Regions from separate parts of the Mus musculus genome. Here region 1 is linked to region 2. Evidence: chromatin loops called from intact Hi-C (ENCODE). Cell type or tissue: heart. All regions are shown on one strand.

Region 1 (4,000 bases), 50 kb before region 2:
ACTCACGCACAGAGGGAAGATGCGTGACCCAAAAATCAAGGTGACTCGAAGCAATGTGTAAATTAGGTGTTTCAGGAAGGCAGGAAGAGCTGGGATGTTGTCCAGTTGCTAAAGTGCTTGCCTGAAGGAAAGATTGAGTTTGATAGCTAGTACTACATAAAAACCAGAGGTGGAAACAAAAGACTGGAGGTTCAAAGCTATTCTTAGCTACACAGGGAGTGTGTGTCCAGTTTGGGCTGTATGTGACCTTTCTAGAATGGGGTAGAGGTAGGGTTGAAAGGGACTGTAAGAGCCATCACCCAAACAGCTTAATGCAATTCCTCCTTACCTGAGGCTATTATCCAACAGGGACCACTGAGGTTCCAGTCTTAGCTGGAGGGGAATCTCCCTCTAGGAATAGGGGCTTATAGCTCTCATCTGGGCGGAGGAAGGGTCCATATGAATCTTAACATCAAAGGGATACCCCCCACCCCATCTTTTACCTTTCTTTCCCACACTTGTCAGAAGTGGGGGGTGAGGCTGCCAGCACGGTATCTCCCTCAGTCTTGGCTCCTTCCTAATTCTAAGCATGAGCCTCCAGGTACAGAAACAACCGTACAAGACACGCTCTCTCCTGGACTGATGTAGTTAAAACACCAACTTCCTCCTCCGTGGCTTCTCCACAATCCACCCCTACTTCTGCCCGGGCCTCCACCAGGACCATACGATCCTAGCCCAGAGGCTAGGGGAGTGGCTTTTCCAAGGCAGACCTTAGGGATTTGCACACAAGTGTAAATCCTCACAGACAGGCAGATCGTCAAATCCAGCGCCTCACCCTGCGGTGCCTGCCGCAGCTCTGAAAGCCACTCCACCCACAACACCTGCTCCCATCCCCCAGTCCCTCACACCCTGGCTAAGAGGCCTCAGCCAGACAGGCCTAAAGGAAACTCATCCAACCAGTTTCCAGCAGAGAGAGAGGAAACTTCTCCCTCAGCGAGGAGCACACAAAGACCAGAATTTCGACAGTTCCCTCACCTGTTACCAAACCCCAGAGGCTACAGAGTACACAGGGCACGGCAGCTCCGGTGGCAGTCCACTCCATGAAGAGGGAGGCCTTGACACACAAGAGAAAGAAGTAGTGAAGTCTGAGCAAGGATCTGCCCCCGGCTCCCTGCACCTGCCTCCTAGAGCTACACAGATGGTAGGTGCTGGCTCCACCCGGCCTGACACCCATTAGGGTATCCAGGACCCACTTGTTACCTCCCCTACCAATGGTGCCGCTTGATTTCATCTAGAACAATCAACATCACCACCCCCTGTGGATTCTGGGAAAAAGACACTGTTTTCCCATTATGCATGTGTGTATGTATGCGTGTATGGGGACAGTGTGATCACACAGGACCTTCTCTAGCCACCCATCCGTGAATGTTGAGAGAAGACCTCTGAAGTCCCCAAGCAAAGCACTCCAAAAGCCACAGAGCTGTCTGCGAGTCACATGGCCAAACCTACTGGAAGCACCCAGGCAAGGTAAATAGAAGTCACTTTTCTACACTGAACCCGGTGTGGTCCTCCATTTCTGAACCTCCAGGGGAGCCTCAAAAGCCCTGGGCCACAAGCCTGTGGCTGCTCATGTTCCCCAGAGGTTGCCAGGCGAGGTTCAGAGTCCCAGCTGCACCCCACTCAGCCACCCTTGGCCGGGTCTCAGAGGCTACCTACCGCTTTCCTCAAAAGGGCTCCCATCCCAACACAGAGAGCAGTCCCGGGAAGGTGGCCAGGGACTGGGGAGCGGCATTCTCTCCGGAGTTCGGCAGCCCAGCAGTTAACAGGCTCGGGCTGGGCAAGCAACGAACTGCCACCAACAACCTCGGGAATTAAAGCGCCCGCTGCCTCCTGCTGAAACCTCTTCAATAAACGGTCCTATTCAGAACCAGTTCCGCGTGTGGGTCACACTTGCTGCATTTCTCTCATTCCTGATTGCTGGGGGGCCTTAGCCATGAAAATGTACCTTCCCCGCAAAACTTAGAAGGCTCCGGATGGGGGAGGACCCAGGCCCCAGCCCCAGGAGGTAAGCACCTTGCAGAAGAAGACCACAAATCTCTCCAGAGATTAAGCACATGGGGTACTAAGTGCAGGAAGTCAAACACTGAAGACTCAAACAAAGCCAGATCAGTCAACAACACAACAATACTCCATTTGTGGGGCACCTCCCCCACTCAGGCCCTCGAAGCCTGAGGCTATTAACCCTTCGGTCCTCGAGGCTGCAAGTTGGAAGGTGGGACACAGGTGGACAGCAGAATTATCCCTGCTTTTCTGGTCAGGAACACTGAGGCACAAGCTGTTCCCAGATAGCAAACGAAAATCGCAGGCCACATTTTACGAGGGTGACCCAGGCACCGAGGTGACACATTCGCTATGTAATTTCACAACACCCCCCACCCCCACCCCCGACTCCGACTGGAGGCCATGTGGCTAGCGAGGTGGAAGGCAGGGTTTGCTGGAATCCAGGATTCCTGAGCAAGCCATTCACAAGCAACAGCTCGCCTCCCCCTCCTCACACACAGGACCCAGGAGACTAGATGGAGCCAGAGAGGAATCCACAGTCCCTCATGGGATACCTCCTTTTTTTGTTGCTCTTTTTAAAAGTTAACATTTTGCCGGGGAAAAGTTCCCACACAGTGTGACAACCTCAGAAAGAGGCCCAAACGGAGTCATCTGGGAACCCATAACTCACCCATAGATGCGTCCAGAAAGAAACCACTTGTGAGACCAGCAGAAGAGGCAAACACACAGCAGTGTTCTTCTGCCCACACACTCCGGGGAAGCGGGGTAGTAGTCTGCACACAGCACTCAGTGAGGCACAAGCATCTCGAACTGCTTCTGTGAGTGTCCCGACAATGTACCCCACTTACAACCTCGGACGGCAAGTCCGAGACGTTTGCGCCCTTAGTGTCCTCCAGGTCCCGTCAGTTGTGCTGACAGCTATGTGAGGATTTGCCAGAAGAAGGCTGATGTAAATGAGTGTGTAGGTGATGTGGACACAGATGGTACGTTGTGGGTGACTGTGTTTGAGGAAAGAGGTGTCCTCCTGACAGAGACACTGGTGTAGGCTTGAGAATGAGGGGTTGGGGTACAGCTGACCTGTCCACTGCCTGGCTGTAGCTGATACCACAGAACCAAAGCTGGCCTAACTTCCCAGGAGTTTAATGCTCACTTGGCATATGTGAGACCCCAGAAACCAGTCCCTGTCCTCCACCCCACCCCCCCCCCATGCTCACCACCCAGGAAAGGCAGAGGGTCACTCATGTTTGATCTCAGTATAAATTATAGGCTAGGTGCTGGGGACACAGCGACCAAGCAGCATGAATACAAGACTGTGCTTCTTCTCACTGAACTTAGGTGACAGCAGGGAGGACAGCCACACCAGTAAATAAACAGTATACTTCAGGATGGCACTAAGTGCCATGCAGAAGAAGAAAAGAAGAAAATGGTGTGGTGGGGAAAGGGGGGGTTGTTAGGTAGAAGAGAGCAGGGTGAAGTGTCCACATGACATACACAGTAAAAAGCAGCCAAACAGGCAAGCTGCTCCTCTACCCCACCTCAACCATCCACTTCCACTCACGGCAAGCCCAAACCTACCCATCGCAGAGGAAGCACAGATTTGCACAATAGCTTGCTTTGAAGCACCAGAGCCTTGCTTTGAAGCCTGTCTCTCTACATCCCACGAAGAGAAAAAGCTCAATGCAAAACTTGCAAGAGGCTAGCAAGATGGCTCACGCATTTTTCTCCCAAACCTGTTGACCTGGGACCCACATCGTTCCAGAAGAACCAACTCCCGGTGGTAATCTTCAGACCTCCACATGCAGGCCACAGCATGAGCATACCCACCCCCGCAGACACACACACACACACTCTCTAAATCTTTAAAAAATAATGAGACCTGTTCCTATACAATAATAATAGCAATGAAAAATCTAAAAACGTAATTAAGAAGACAACCCGGAGTAATGAGATGGGTCAGCAG
Region 2 (4,000 bases):
TGGAATGTAAATGAAATCATGGGTTATGGGGCTCTTTATGCTAAGATTTTAAACACACTTCCTTAACTACCCAACTTCCTCCTCTTTATCCACTCAGCCTTCTCTGCCAATTGCTTTATATGGACAAGTCCTGGGACAGTAGCAGCCTCCCGCAAGGCCTGCCTAGACCTATTTGTAAGATGACAGGCCCCACAGAGTATAGCTCTGTGGAGTTAACATTCAATCCTGCAGGTCCTACTCCTCCTTTCCTTCTCCTCCTCCTCCTTTCCTCCTCCTCCTCCTCCTCCTCTTCCTCCTCCTCCTTTCCTTCTCTTTTCCTCCTCCTCCTCCTCCTCCTCCTCCTCCTTTCCTTCTCCTTTCCTCCTCCTCCTCCTCCTCCTCCTCCTCCTTTCCTTCTCCTTTCCTCCTCCTCTTCCTCCTCCTCCTCCTCCTCCTCCTCCTCCTCCTCCTCCTCCTCCTCCTCCTCCTCCTCTTTCCTGAGACAGGGCCTCATATGCCCCAGGTGGCTTTCAATTCATTATATTGCAGAAGATGACTTTGAACTTGTAATCCCCCTAGCTTCCACTCCTGAGTGCTGGTATTTTAGTCATTTACATCACATCCAGTTTTATAGGATGCTGGGAATCCGGCTCAGGGCTTTGTGAGCACAGCTAAGACATATGCCTAGCCCTACATTTTCTTTTCTTCTGGAGGCTTTTCTCTTCGCCTCTGGGAACACAAAAACTCTGCCTTCAGATCAGTGTTGACACCTGCCCCCTCACCCCTGACTCCATCCACCCCAGAAGCTTAGTCCTTAAGGAATGAAATTCATGTACACTACCACTTCCGCTGAGCTTCAAGGCTACCCTCTCATCCGTTTCTCTCCTCATTCTTCACCGTCAGTCATCGTGGTGTCTGTGTCCCCAATATCCAGGGACTTCAAGGCCTGCTCCATCTACTGTAAGCCTGTCAGAAGGCTACACTCCAGGGACGGGTATCCCTGGCTTTCTACCAGAGAGGCAACTTGGTCTCCAAGGGTGGGGCAGAGGTGGGGGTGGGGGTGGGGTGGGGGGAGAAGTGGCAAAGTGTAGAGAATTTAGCTTAGGGATCCTGGCTCCCTCAATGGGAGAACTTTTTCTCAGGGTTATTGACTTCTTGACAGAGAGACCTTAGACTAGTGGTTTTCAACCGTGTCCTAATGCTGCAACCCTTTAACACAGTTCCTCAGATGGTGGTGACCTCCAACCATAAGATAATTTTTGTTGCTACTTCATAACTGTAATTTTGCTAGTTACAAATTATAATGTAGATATCTGATAAGCAGAAGGTCACTCAGTTTTATTGGATGCTAGGAATCCAGCTTAAAGGGTCTTTTGACACCCTACAAAGGGGGCCCAACCTACAGTTTGAGAACCACTGCCTTAGGTCATGTTCAAGTTTTTTTCTTCCCTTTTCTTCCCTTTCCTTTCTTTTCCTTTTCTTTTCTCTTCTTTCCTTTCTTTCTTTTTCCTTTTTTCTTTCTTTCTCCTCCTCCTCCTCTCTTCCTCCTCTTCCTCCTCCTCCTCCTCCACCTTCTTCTTCTTCTTCTTCTTCTTCTTCTTCTTCTTCTTCTTCTTCTTCTTCTTCTTCTTCTTCTTCTTCTTCTTCTTCTTTCTTCTTTGCTTTGAGACAGGGTCTCATGTAGCCTGCTGGGACAACAAAAGCAGAAAACTTTCTCCCAACACTTGTTTGAGACTGGAGACTGAATTTGGAGCCTCAGTTCCTACCAATATTTTCTCTCAAAGAATGTTTCTCTTGATGATGATGATAGTGGTGGTGATGTTTTGGTAATTTTGGGTTTTTGAGACGGGGTTTCTCTGTATAACCTTCTTTGGCTGTCCTGGGACTTTTGCTGAAGACCTGGAACTCATAGAGCTACATTTGCCTCTGTCTCCTGAGCCTTGTGATTAAAGGCAAGCACTGCCACCATTCAACTCTCCTTTTTTTTATTTTTTTGAGACAGGATCTCACTTGGTCACTATGTAGCTCTGGCTGGCCCAGAACTACTATGTACATCAAGTTGGCCTCAAATTCACAGAGATCTGTCTACCTTTACCTCCTAAGGACTGGAATTAAAGGCTTGTGCCACCACATCACACCAGGCCCCAGATCATAGGCCCTAGATCATACTGTTTTAATTTTTACATACTTTATTTATTAATCTTGTGGAGAGGGGAGTGCGGCACGCTCGTGCCAACAAGCCCAGGTTAGTCAGGCTTGGCAGCAGGAGCCTTTACCCTCTGAGCCATCTTGCTGGCCCGAGATCATATTTCAATCTAAAGAGAAAGCATACTCACTATCTGCCTTTCTGGTCGCCCCCTGGGCATTTGCTTTCTTATAAAAGTTTGGAGAAGTCTGAAGGATCAGTCCCAAAGAATGGACAAGCGGCTCACTTCTGCCCCCTAGAGGACATGAAGAAAGAAGCGGGGGAGCTAAATACGTGCTCGGAAATCCTTACAGAAACAAGAATTTAAAACCCTCAATCTAAAGAGAGCATCATTTAGCTCCCGAAAGAGAGGCGGGCTGGAAGCAGGTTATCCGGACCAAGATTAAGAGCATATCAGGGTAAACCGATAACCAGACGGGGACAGCTCACTCCCCACCTCCACCCCTCACACCTTCCTGCTCCCCAGCCCTCATTCCCATCCCCACCTCAAGAGAGTCAAGAGAGGGTTTCTCTATGTAGCTCTGGCTGTCCCGGAAGTCACTCTGTAGACCAGGCTGGCCTCAAACTCAGAGATACCCTGCCTCTGAGTGCTGGGATTAAAGACATGAACCACCACCCGGCCGGAAGCACTCATCTTAACCCGAACCCCAGAGTTTGTTTGTTTGTTTTTTAAGTGTTTGAGGTTTTTGCATGTTTACCATGCGTATGCAGTGTCCATAGAGGTCAGAAGCCAGCATCGGATTCCTGGAACCAGAGCTAAGGACGGTTTGAGTTACAGTGTAGGTGCTGGGAAATGAGTCCTAGTTCTCTGCAAGAACAACAGGTTCTCTCAACCCCGGGAGCTATCTCTCCATCTCTCCAGGCTCTCTGATCCCCAGCACCTTTATACCAGGGCAAGCCTGGGGAACAAACACACATCATTCATGCATCCTACAAAAGCTACCAGAACACCTCTCATCTACACGGTTACTATAGCCTGTGGTGCACTTAACAGAGCTGGGTCTGCGGTCCTTGCTCCAAAGAGGATGGGCCAGTTAGATTATCTCTTTTGAGATACTTGGCTTGCTGATTGAAAAAAGAACCCATTTGCACAATGCCCTGGCAGTCCGGATGCCACCTTGTGCTTGTCGGCTTGATTTCACTTGTTCTGTTGGACCTCAGTTTCCTTGGCTGTAACAGCAGACTGTAGCTCACTAACCTCCTTCCTGCTCTCTGTCTGCAAAGCTTTAACCCCTTCCCTCCCTCCAAGATGGCTGAGGGAAACTTGTCTATGTGCCCTGCCTAGGATGTTGGTCTCCATACCTGTGCAGAGTTATCTCCCCACAAACAGTTCCTGAAAAGCCCAACAGCTGCTGGAACCTGTGCCCTCCCGGTCCCCTAGGCTCTGGGCTCTGGGTATCTCTGTTGCTGGCATTCCCAGCCATGCTGTAGGTCCTTTCTTTTTGCTGCTATCTAGGTTGTAATGTGGATTTTCATTTCACGAGGGAATCCTGGGGGAAAGTACAGTTGACTGAAAAAGGAAAATGTCTAGAAATCCAGAAATCTTGAGATCTGAAATCCATCAGGCCAGGCTTTAAACCCTGGCTCTGTGACTTAATAAGCGTGTGATTTGGAACAAGTTGCCCATGCTGGGCTTGGTTTCTTCATCTACAGAAGGGGCATAAGAAAAATGTCTACATGCTGTGGGAAAGAGGACACCCACATTGTGCCTGCAGACAAGGCGGGTGGTTTGCTTTTTCTCCCCAGACCTCTGGGTTTTTGTAATAACCAGAGGATGTGGGCACACTCCCAAGCATCCTTTCTGCTTGGAATCCC

The links. A loop is a pair of places that touch in the nucleus more often than their neighbours do. Peaks named below come from ENCODE experiments on the same cell type or tissue, not always from the same donor. Only the 100,000 strongest peaks of a DNase experiment are listed, where the experiment ranks them.
Region 1: it touches region 2 in a loop (2.4-fold over the local background); 10 of 42 quality-filtered maps call a loop at or near these places.

What each region holds. Positions count from the first base shown.
Region 1 is chr12:76,544,882-76,548,881 of GRCm38, reverse strand. The region is part of intron 1 of Plekhg3 (pleckstrin homology domain containing, family G (with RhoGef domain) member 3); the gene reads right to left. AI463170 (expressed sequence AI463170) reads left to right here and starts at 957. Exons shown (of 3, transcript NR_046044.1): 1 at 957-1,180; 2 at 1,391-1,506; 3 at 1,711-1,910. In heart, no CTCF peak of the experiment used is centred here; DNase peaks (open chromatin) are centred at 941, 1,081, 1,771 and 2,711; H3K4me3 peaks cover 1,634 bases; H3K27ac peaks cover 1,998 bases.
Region 2 is chr12:76,494,909-76,498,908 of GRCm38, reverse strand. No RefSeq gene overlaps it. Among named protein-coding and RNA genes, the nearest start is that of Gm40445, 27 kb to the left of the region's middle. In heart, no CTCF peak of the experiment used is centred here; a DNase peak (open chromatin) is centred at 2,328; H3K4me3 peaks cover 377 bases; H3K27me3 peaks cover 274 bases.